Regions from separate parts of the Homo sapiens genome. Here region 2 is linked to region 1. A link is an interaction called in ENCODE POLR2A ChIA-PET data of the cell type or tissue named here. Cell type or tissue: Panc1. All regions are shown on one strand. Links, peaks and the distances in the headings refer to the core of each region. The heading gives the core; the rest is flanking DNA.

Evidence for each region. Peaks named below come from ENCODE experiments on the same cell type or tissue, not always from the same donor. Only the 100,000 strongest peaks of a DNase experiment are listed, where the experiment ranks them.
Region 2: POLR2A ChIA-PET joins it to region 1 with 9 read pairs; 2 of 35 experiments call an interaction of 5 or more read pairs at or near these places.

What each region holds. Positions count from the first base shown.
Region 1 is chr17:50,824,160-50,829,540 of GRCh38, reverse strand. No RefSeq gene overlaps it. Among named protein-coding and RNA genes, the nearest start is that of WFIKKN2, 8.7 kb to the left of the region's middle. RefSeq lists a silencer at 587-696 and an enhancer at 817-1,046. In Panc1, for the core only: no CTCF peak of the experiment used is centred there; no DNase peak of the experiment used is centred there.
Region 2 is chr17:50,922,413-50,927,793 of GRCh38, reverse strand. No RefSeq gene overlaps it. Among named protein-coding and RNA genes, the nearest start is that of TOB1-AS1, 58 kb to the right of the region's middle. In Panc1, for the core only: no CTCF peak of the experiment used is centred there; no DNase peak of the experiment used is centred there; H3K27ac peaks cover 393 bases.

The sequences.
Region 1 (5,381 bases), core at 382-5,381:
CTCACCCCTGGCCTGCTCTGTCTTCTCCCAGCCCACTGCTTCCTGACCGATTTCAGAAACAACTTCTTTCAGGAGGCCTTCCTGACTTTAAATGACAAAGCAAAACAAAACAAAAGCCGCAACTGGGTTGTAAAATACGGGTAAAGTTTAAATGTTCAATGTAGTGGGTTGAGTGGTGCTCCCCCCAGCCCCCCACCCCTGCCAAATATATCCATGTTCTAACCCACAGAGACAGTGACCGTGACCTTGGGAAAAGGGTCTTTGCAGATGAGATTTGGGAAAAGGGTCTTTGCAGATGAAATTAAGGATCTTGAGATGAGATCATGCTGGATTACCGAGGAGGGCCCTAAATCCAATGACGGGTATCCTTATAAAAGGCAGAGACAGAATCGAGACACAGAAGACGGGAAAGTCTTGTGCAGATAGAAGCAGAGATTAGAGCGATGCACCCACAAGCCCAGGAACACCTGAGCCCCCAGAAACTGGAAGAGGAAAAGGACTCTCCCCTAAAGCCTCTGGAGGGAGCGTGGCCCTGCCAACACTGTGGTTTCATACCTCCAGCCTCCAGAACTGTCAGATAATAAATGTGTGCTGTTTTAAGCCACCAAGTTCCTGGTCATTTGTTTAGCAGCCCCAGGAAATGAACACACCTGCCTAAAATTCTCCAATGGCCTCTCCTGGTCATAATTAAATGCCACAACTACCCTGAGCTGCCCCTTTTAGGTTCCTGCTAAAAATACTCAATGAATTGCCTCTCCAGAGTGTGTTCTCTTTTCTGAGAACTGTGCTTTTTTAAGCACTGAGTTGACAGACTCAGTGCTTTAAAAATCTAAAAAAAAAAAGCTATGGTTGTTGTTGTTTTACTCTTTAACAGAAACCGAGAGTCAAGATGATCTCAAAGTAAAGACACTCCGTAGAATGTGGGTGGTCAGAACAGTTGAGAACTGAGCTCAGCTGCTGAGAGCTTTGATTCACCCCACAGGGCCAGAGGTGCTGGTGGCATGGGACAAACTTTTGGGAGGCAGGTACTGAGCCCCCCGCTGAGCTGAACGGAGCCCACCTCTAATCTGTAATCCTTAGGGAAGAAAACCCCTCTGTGACAGGGGCTTTCAAATGTTTTGACTGCAACACATAGTGAGGAATACTTTTTTTCTTTTTTGAGATGGGGTCTCGCTCTGTCACCCAGGCTGGCGCGATCTCTATTCACTGCAACCTCCACCTCCTGGACTCAAGCGATTCTCCCACCTCCGCCTCCCGAGTAGCTGGGACCACAGGTGCACACCACCATGAGCAGCTAATCTTTTGTATTTTTGGTAGAGATCAGGTTTTGCCATGTTGCCCAGGCTGGTCTCAAATGCCTGGGCTCAAGAGATCGCCTGCCTCAGCCTCCCAAAGTGCTGAGATTACAGGTGTGAGCCACTGCACCTGGCCAGAAATACATTTTTTATTATGATTCAGTACACATATTCATGTAAATAACTGAAACAAAAGTTACACAAAACCGTAGTTGCCCTTTCTATATGTGAGGCACTCCATCCACCTGGTGTGACTTTCCTAGGGCCATCCGTGCAGAGCCGGCAAGACCTGCGGCTCCCACCCCCACCCTGTCTCCTAAACCTGCGGCCTCCTCTCTCACCTCTACTTTCCAAAGGCCAGGGTCCCATGGAGGCAGGGGCCTTGGCCAAGGAGGCTGTGCTTGGGCCAGGCCATTCCAAGGAGAAGTATGGGAAACTCCTTCTTTCCTTTGCATGCAGATTCCAAAAGTCGAAGATCACTTGGGAAAGTCAGGAACAACCCAAGGCCAAGGGTTTGGGGGCTCCTATTGTCATCATCTAAAAAGCCAAGGTGTCAGGATACACAGTTAATATACAAATGTCAGTTGCTTTCCTTTATATCAGCAATGAACAATTGGAATTTGAAATTAAACAGAAACCATTTACATTAACGTAAAAAAATACTTAACGTGTACATCTTTTAAAAATATGTATAAAAGCTATGCGAGAAAAACTATACAACTGGTAAAAGAAACCAAAGAAAATCTAAACATGGAAAGACATGTTCCAGCTGGGTGCAGTGGCTCATGCCTATAATCCCAGCACTTTGGGAGGATGAGGTGGGTGGATCACCTGAGGTTAGGAGTTGGAGACCAACCTGGCCAACATGGCAAACCCTGTCTCTACTAAAAATACAAAAATTAACCAGGTGTGGTGGCTCACACCTGTAATTCCAGCTACTTGGGAGGCTGAGGCAGGAGAATCACTTGAACCTTGGAGGCAGAGGCTGCAGTGAGCCAAGATTAAAAAAAAAAAAGAAGAACGACATGTTCCATGTTTATAGATCAGATTAGATTCAAAATTGTCAAGATGTCAGTTCTTCCCAACTAGATCTATAGATTCACTGCAACCCTGATCAAAATCCCAGGAAACTATTTTGTGACTTCAACAAAATTATTCTAAAGTTTATATGGAAAGGCAAAAAACCAGAAGAGCTAACACAATCCTGAAGAAGGAAAATAAAGTTGGAAGACTGACATTACCCAACTTCAAGACTTACTATATATTAAGCTGCAGAAATAAAGGCAACATGGTATTGGTTAAAGAATAGACATATAGATAAATGAAACCGAATACAGAGCCCAGAAATAGACTCATAGAAATATAGTCAACAGGTCTTTGACAAAGGAGCAAAAGCAATCCATGGAGAAAGAACAGTCTTTTCAACAGACGGTGCTGGGCCAAGTGGACATCCATATGCAAAAAAAAAAAAAAAAAGTCTAGACATAATGGACCTTTACATCTTTCACAAAAATTAACTAAAAATGAATCAAGAGCTAATTGCAAAACACAAAACTATAACATTTCTGGAAGATAACACAAAAGAAAATCTAGGTGACCTTCATTTTGGCAATGACTATTTATTTCTTTCTTTAGAGATGGAGTCTTGCTCTGTCACCCAGGCTGGAGTGCAGTGGCACGATCTCGGCTCACTGCAGCCTTCATCTCCCGGGTTCAAGCAATTCTCCTGCCTCAGCCTCCCGAGTAGCTGGGACTACAGGCGGCCCCCACCACGCCTGGCTAATTTTTATATTTTTAGTGGCAACAGGGTTTCATCATGTTGGCTAGGCTGGTCTCAAACTCCTGGCCTCAAGTTAACCACCCACCTCAGCCTCTCAAAGTGCTGGGATTACAGGTGTCAGCCACCGCGCTTGGTGGCAATGACTTTTTAGATACAATAACCAAAACATGATCGAGACAGAAAAAATTGATGTTACTTTTGCCCTGCAAAAGATATTATTAAGAGAATGAAAGCCTAGGCAACATGGCCAAATCCTGTCTCTACAAAAAATAAAAACATTACCCTGGCATGGTGGCACATGCCTGTAGTCCCAGCTACTTGGGAGGCTGAAGTGGGAGGATTGCTTGAGCACAGGAAGTTGAGGCTGCAGTGAGCTGTCATTGTGCCACTGCACTCCAGCTCAGATGATGGAGTAAGACCCCGTCTCAAAAAAGAAAAGAAAAAAAAAAAGAAAAGACGAGCCACAAATTGGCAGAAAGTGTTTGGAAAACATGTATCTGATAAAGAACTTGTATCCAGAATATGTAAGAACTCTCAAAACTCAATAATAAGAAAATAAATAACCCAGTGAAAAATGGGCAGAATATTTTAACAGACACTTCACCAAAAAAGATATATGAATGGTAAATAATTATAATAAAAGATATTTAACATTGACCGGATGCCGTGGCTCATGACTGTAATTCTAGCACTTTGGGAGGCTGAGGCAGGCGGATCACTTGAGGTCAGGAGTTCGAGACCAGCCAATATGGCGAAACCCCATCTCTACTAAAAACACAAAAATTAGCCGGGTGTGGTGGCTCGCACCTCTAATCCCAGCACTTTGGGAAGCTGAGGCAGGAGAATCACTTGAACCCGGAAGGCGGAAGCTGCAGTAAGCCAAGATTGTGCCACTGCACTCCAGCCTGGGTGACAGAGCAAGACTCTGTCTCAAAAAAAATAAAAAATAAAAATAAATAAAAGATGCTCAACATCATTAGTCATCAGGGAAATAAAAATTGAAAACACAATAAGAAATTATTACACACTAATTAGAATGGTTAAAATTTAAAAGTCTGGTCATACTAAGTGTTGGCAAAGATGTGGAAGAACTGAAACTCTCATACACTGTTCCTGGGAAAATGAGTGCATTTGGTACCATTGTAAATGGTACAATTACTTGGTAAATCAGTTTGCTTCTTAAAAAATTGGGAAGTTAAACACTTCTACCATTCCCCTCCTGGGTGTCTACACAAGAGAAATGAAAGGATGTGTTCACAGAAGGCCTGAACATGAATATTCACAGCAGCTTTATTTTTCATTGCCAGAAACTACAAACAACTTCAAAGGTGAATGTTTAAACACATTGCAGTGTATCCATACAATAGAATACTACTCAGCAATAAAAAGGAATAAGCTACTCATACATGCAATAATACAGATGAATCTCAAAATAATTATACTAAATGAAAGAAAACTAACCCAAAAGAGTATACTTTAAACATGTGCAGTATATTGTTTGTCAGCTGTACATCAGTAAATCTGGTTTTTATTTATTTGCTTGTTTGCTTGTTTGTTTTTTCTTTGAGACAGGATCTTGCTTTGTCACCCAGGCTGGTGTGCAGTAGTACAATTATGACTCACTGCAGCCTTGACTTCCCAGGCTCAAGAGATCTCCCAACTTCAGCCTCCTGAGTAGCTGAGACTACAGGTGCATGCCACCATGCCTGGCTAATTTTTAAATTTTTTTTGTAGAGATGGTCTCATTATGTTACCCAGGCTGGTCTTGAACTCCTGGGCGCAAGCTATCCTCCTATCTTGGTCTCACAAAGTGCTGGGATGACAGGCATGAGCCACCGCACCCAGGCAAATCTGTCTTTTAAAATGTCAAACTCTGACCTTATCTACAAGAGTCTGCCTTTTCTGACCCCATTCAGCCTCTTGGTCCTCATGCTCTCCTTCTCTGCTACCACTCTGCTCCAGCCTTATTGGCCTTCTCTCTCAAACATGCTGGCTGTGTTCTTACCTCAGGGTCTTTATTATTATTATTATTATTATTATTATTATTATTATTATTATTATTTTATTTTTTGAGATGGAGTCTCACTCCATCACCAGGCTAGAGTGCAGTGGCACAATCTCGGCTCACTGCAACCTCCACTTCCTGGGTTCAAGCAATTCTCCTGCCTCAGCCTCCTGAGTAGCTGGGACTACAGGCGCGCACCACCATACCCGACTAATTTTTGTATTTTTAATAGAGATGGGGTTTCACCATGTTGGCCAGGATGGTCTTGATCTCCTGATCTTGTGATCCACCCGCCTCGGCC
Region 2 (5,381 bases), core at 382-5,381, 98 kb before region 1:
GTGTGCCTGGCACTGTGCTTCACATATATTATTCAATTTAGTCCTTAGGCCACCCATTCATTGATCCAACAAATATTTTTTGAGCACTTACTATGTGCCAGGCACTGGACTAGATGCTGGGTATACACTGGTGGATAAAGCAAACACCATCCCTTCCCTCGAGGAGCTTAGGATCTAGTGGAGGTTATCATTCCCCTTTTACAAAAACCCAGAGAGATTAAGTAACCTGCCCAAGGTTACACAGCTAGGGGAGATTATACTGCCTGACTGCATGTCCCGGATGCCTCAGGGCACCTGAGTGTGGCAGCTGGCAGAGGAAACTAGGGCAGGGGCAGAGGGTGACCTGATTGCAAGAGCTCAGGTCTGTAGGGAGTCTGAGAGCCATTCAGTGAACTTGGGCTGGGCCAGACCCCCATTTCGGGGAAGCTGGGCTCAATCATAGGAATTTAGGAGGGCAGTGGGATCCCTATTATCAAGACCCACATCTTGGGGCTGGGTGCGGTGGCTCACGCCTGTAATCCTAGCACTCTGGGAGGGCGAGGCTGGTGGATCACCTGAGGTCAGGAGTTCGAGACCAGCCTGGCCAACATGGTGAAACCCTGTCTCCACTAAAAATACAAAAATTAGCCAGGAATGGTGGCACACACCTGTAATCCCAGCTACTCGGGAGGCTGAGACAGGAGAATTGTATGAAACCAGGAGGTAGAGGTTGCAGTGAGATCGTGCCACTGTACTTCAGCATGGGCAACAGAGCCAGACTCTGTCTCAAAAAAAAAAAAGAGACACATCTTGGGGTTGGGGCTGAGATTCTGGGGCATAAACGAGGCCCCAGGCACAACTTGAGTGCCTCCTCTTAATGATGATGATTGTGACCCCTGAGCATCTGCCACACACAGAGCTAAATGCTTTCCGGGCACAGCTCATTTGATCCCCACAGCTACCCATTACTAGCCCATGCTACATGTGAGATACTGAGACTCCAGAGGGGTTGGTAACCTGCCTGAGACCACACAGCCAGGAAGTGGCAGAGCCACAGGACTGGGCCACATCGACTCCAGAGTCCAGGGTTCAACCACTACCCACAACGCCTCGCATCAGAGTTGGTATAAGAATTAGGCTTCACCTGCACACATGGGTGGGGGCGCAGAGTCCAGCTTTGAGGAGCTGGGGATGGCTGGGCCTGTGGTTAAACTGGATACGAGCCGTGCCTCCTTCCCAGCCCACATCCTGGGGCCCAGCTGTCTCCCTCCCTAGGCTTCAGGGTCCCCCTCCTCCCAACTCTTAGTTATAAGACTTGGACTCTTTTCTCTCCAGCTCCTAGAATAGGAAGGACATGGGTGCTCAGCATGTCTTACCCTCAATCACTTTGCAGATGAGGAAACTGAGGCATAGAGAGACGGTGTTAGTTACCTAAAGTCACTCTGCAAATTAGCGACAGAGCTGGGGTGAGATTACAAGTCTCTTGGGTTTCAGTCTAACATCCCCCACCCCTTCTAGGCTAAGAGCAGGGCCTGAGGTCACCATCATCCTCAAAGCACACACAGGGTCCTTTTCCCGTGTCTCCTGTCTTCCTTTGAAAGTACTGATCTGAGTTCCCGTTCCTAAAGCACCTGTCCATTCACACCCAACCACAAACAGGAAGACGGACAATCAATGGCGCCACGTAGCTCAAATCAGTGAGTCTCAGGCCAAGGAGGGTAACACACTAGGGGGTGATGGGGACTGTGGCAAGCTAGCAAGTGTGTGCCATCTGAGGGAGCACTGGCAACAGCCATGTGGTCCAGAAGCTTGGCCAGAGAAGCCAGAAATCTTACTAATCAGTTCACATGGTTTTCCCCACTAGCATTAGCAACCAGTTGACTTGGTATGAAAGATACAGGTGTGGAAGTACGGCTCATATAGGACAGCTTCCCTCCATCCCTCAGAGACTCTCTGCCTGGCAGGCCCTGATCTGGGAAGACTTAGGAGGTTGTCCCTGAAATCCAAGGAATCTCATAGGCTCAGGAAATGCTCATCATGTCTGCTGGCTTCTTTCGGTAAACCCAGTGGCCCTTAGGCTGGGCAGCACACAAGAATCACCTGTGGAGCCATGGCATTCCTAACGCCAGGCTGCACCCAGGCCAGTGAAATCAGATCCTGGGGGTGTGAGCCAGGCACCAGTCTTTTTGAAAAAAAGCTCCTCAGGTGATCCGAAAGTGCACCAGTGGCATCGGCATCACTGGTAGCTTGTTAGAAATGCAAAATCTCAGACCCCACCTTAGATCTGCTGAATCAGAATCTCTGGGGGTGGGGCCCAGCCAGCTGCAGTTTCACAAGCCCACCAGGTGATTCTGACTCAATACAATTCCAGGCGCACAATCTCAGACCGAGGCAGTGTGAGGTGAAGCTGGTGCCTACAGGAACATGGCACATCTGAAAATAACCAGCTTTACAAGAGATGGTCAATTTAAAGACACTTTTTGAAAAGAAAACCTTACTTTGATTAATTAATTACCAGGGGCCAGGGAACACTGCAAGTTGGGCTCTTCTCTCTTAATTCAGTTGGAAACGTTTCTCCCTCTGACTTCAGAATGGTGAAACATCCTCTCCTTTACAGTCTGGAGACAGAAGCCCTCCTCACTCCTCCAATTCCACCGCACGAGGCTGGCACATAGCAGATGCTCATTAAGCATTAGTTTCTCTCCTTCCCATTTCCCCTTGGAATTTCTAGAGCAGGGGCTTACACACATCCTCTTGCTGTTTTGATTTATATTAAAGTTAGTTCCAGTGCCCAAGTGCCTGGGGTGGCAGGTGGCCAGGTGGCCAGCTGGCCAGGGATTAGGAAATACTGAATTGTCTTTATTTTAAAACCTTGGCCAATGCCAGGGAATATAAAGGGAAGTGAATGAAGTGGGAAGCAAATCATATTGATGATTTTCTTACATCTCTATAAAATGATCTATCGTGTTTCCTTGATTATATGACACATAATTGATGTACAAAGACAGGGTTTTTTTTGGTGGAAAGAAAATGCATACATTTGCAGGCACATTGTGTGTATACATCAACTATGAGACACATTTGTACTCAGTGCAGTGGCTCATGCTGGTAATCCCAGCAATTTGGGAGGCCTGGGTTAGAGGATCGCTTGAATCCAGGAGTTAGAGACCAGCTGGGCAACACAGTGAGACCCCCATCTCTCCCCAGCAAAAAAAGTTTTTTTAAATGCCAGACATGGTGGTGCGTGCTTGTAGTCCCAGCTACTTGGGAGGCTGAGTGGGAGGATCGCTTCAACTCAGAAGGCTGAGGCTACAGTGAGCCATGATGGTGTCATTGCACTCCTGCCTGGGCAACAGAGTGAGACCCTATCTCAAAACAAACAAATGCACCTTTACAGTTTAGAAATTTGAAACTGTGTATCTCAGAGGCAAGGAAAAGGATTTTCTATGAACGATGATTGGAGGGTAGAATGTGAAAATACAATATAATGATGTTCATGGGTTATGGATTATCTTTTGGTCTTTGAGGGTTCTTGTAATAGATATTAACATGAAGTTTGCATAATGATTAAAAAATACAGTTTACAAAGAGAAAGAAATTTCATTAGCCACAAGAGCCACAAAGTCTGCTGGGGTAGAATATCATAAGATACCTGTGGCCTTTAGGAGATCTGCTATAAAATGGTCCTAATTCTTAGGGCTTGAACTTAGTCCCTGTGCAACCTCGGGTAAGTCACTTGCTGAGCCTCAGTTTCTTCATTTGCAAAATGGAAATCATGATCATCTACCTGGCCTGGTTCCTGTTTAGTTAGAGAATCAAATGCAGGGATTATTGAAGGGAAGAACAGGTGGAAACCTTAATCTGCTTAGCCTGGGGAGAGGATGTTTCTGGGACTCCACCTGCCCCAGAATCCCAAACCCACAGCCTTGTAGCAGATGATCTCTGCAAACACAGGGCATAGCTGACGCCCTCTGCTTCCAGAGAGGCCTCTACCTTATTTTCTGGCAAAACCTCAATGCCCTGGACTGTTGCCAAAATCTCAGATCCACTGGTGCCTGAAGATGGATTCTGGGGAGCACAGCTGGTCAGTCAGCACAGGACACACAGATGCCTAGTGCGACCTGGACACAGCCAAAGGGCCTGAGCTTCCCACCACTGGGGTCTCTCTCTTTGGAGGAAATCATTCCACAGAAAGGCCCTGATAAAAATGCAAAGGTGTTATTTTAGTAAGATCAATGCTAAAATTTAGAACAGAGATCGCAGCCCACAGATGGACTTCTTTTGGCCTTCACAGTTTTTAAATTTTTTATTCTTTTTAATGTTTGAGTTTCCCACAAAGCTATCATCCTTTTGGTTTCTGTGGCTGCAGCTTGGGCTCTGGTAGGACTGGACGTGGCACTTCCAACAGGGGCTGCCTGGGCCCCAGGGCACAGAGAGACCTTCGGGAGCCAGATATCAAGAGTGGTTCTGGCTGCCTCAGCCATGGACATCCTGCTGCAGCCTGTGTGGGGGAATTCAGGAGCAGAGAGTGCTTCCCACCCAGATCGTAAAGGAGAGGATACTTTACAACTCTGCAGTGTGGAGAGGATTTCCAACCCCATAAGGGAGCACGGCCAGCTTGTGCATTTATCCACATGCCCAACAATGTTTACTGAGTGTTTCCTCCTCTGTGGCCTGTGGGCCAGTCATCACATTTAATTCCCCCAACAGCCTGTGCAAGAGGCATTATTGTTCCACATTGGGGTCCCTCTCCTTGAGACAACCAGCACCCCCATCTCTTCTCCTCTGCTTCCCAGCCTGGCTGGGCCGGGGAGGAGGTTATAAGGCCCATGGTGGATGTTACCCATTCATTGCCTTCTGGTCCTGTGGTTGTTATGGACTCTGGCTGGGGTCAGAGTCTCCAGGGGCCCCCTGGGCCCAGGCTCTCCACCCAGGCAGCCTCACCCAGCCTGCACAGGTGGGGCCAGGCAATTTATCGACTGATCTGGGTGTGCCCCTGTAGGGAGGAGAAGGCATGGACCAGCTGACCTCTGCCCCATCCTCCAGACCCAGAGGCTGTAGACAACGAGCTTTCCTTAAGAGGCTCTCAACAAATACTCAGGCTTGCCAGGGCTCCTCTGCTTATAAAAATTCCATCTTACAGCATAGAAAGTTTGGAAAGCGCAGCAAATGTATATAAAAGTCACCTAAAAGGCCACCAGCTAGCGATGACCATTGTCAGCATTCAGGAGTATGCCTCCTCTTCATCCCAAAGTCAAACATGAACTACGACTAGGTTGTGACTAGGTTGTACTCTTCTACAATGGGGACACAGGGGTCACAGTTATTCCATTGTTTGTCTTTTATTAATTCTCCTCCATCCTTGGCTTGTTTGGGGACTTTAAAAAAAAAACCGCTTCCTA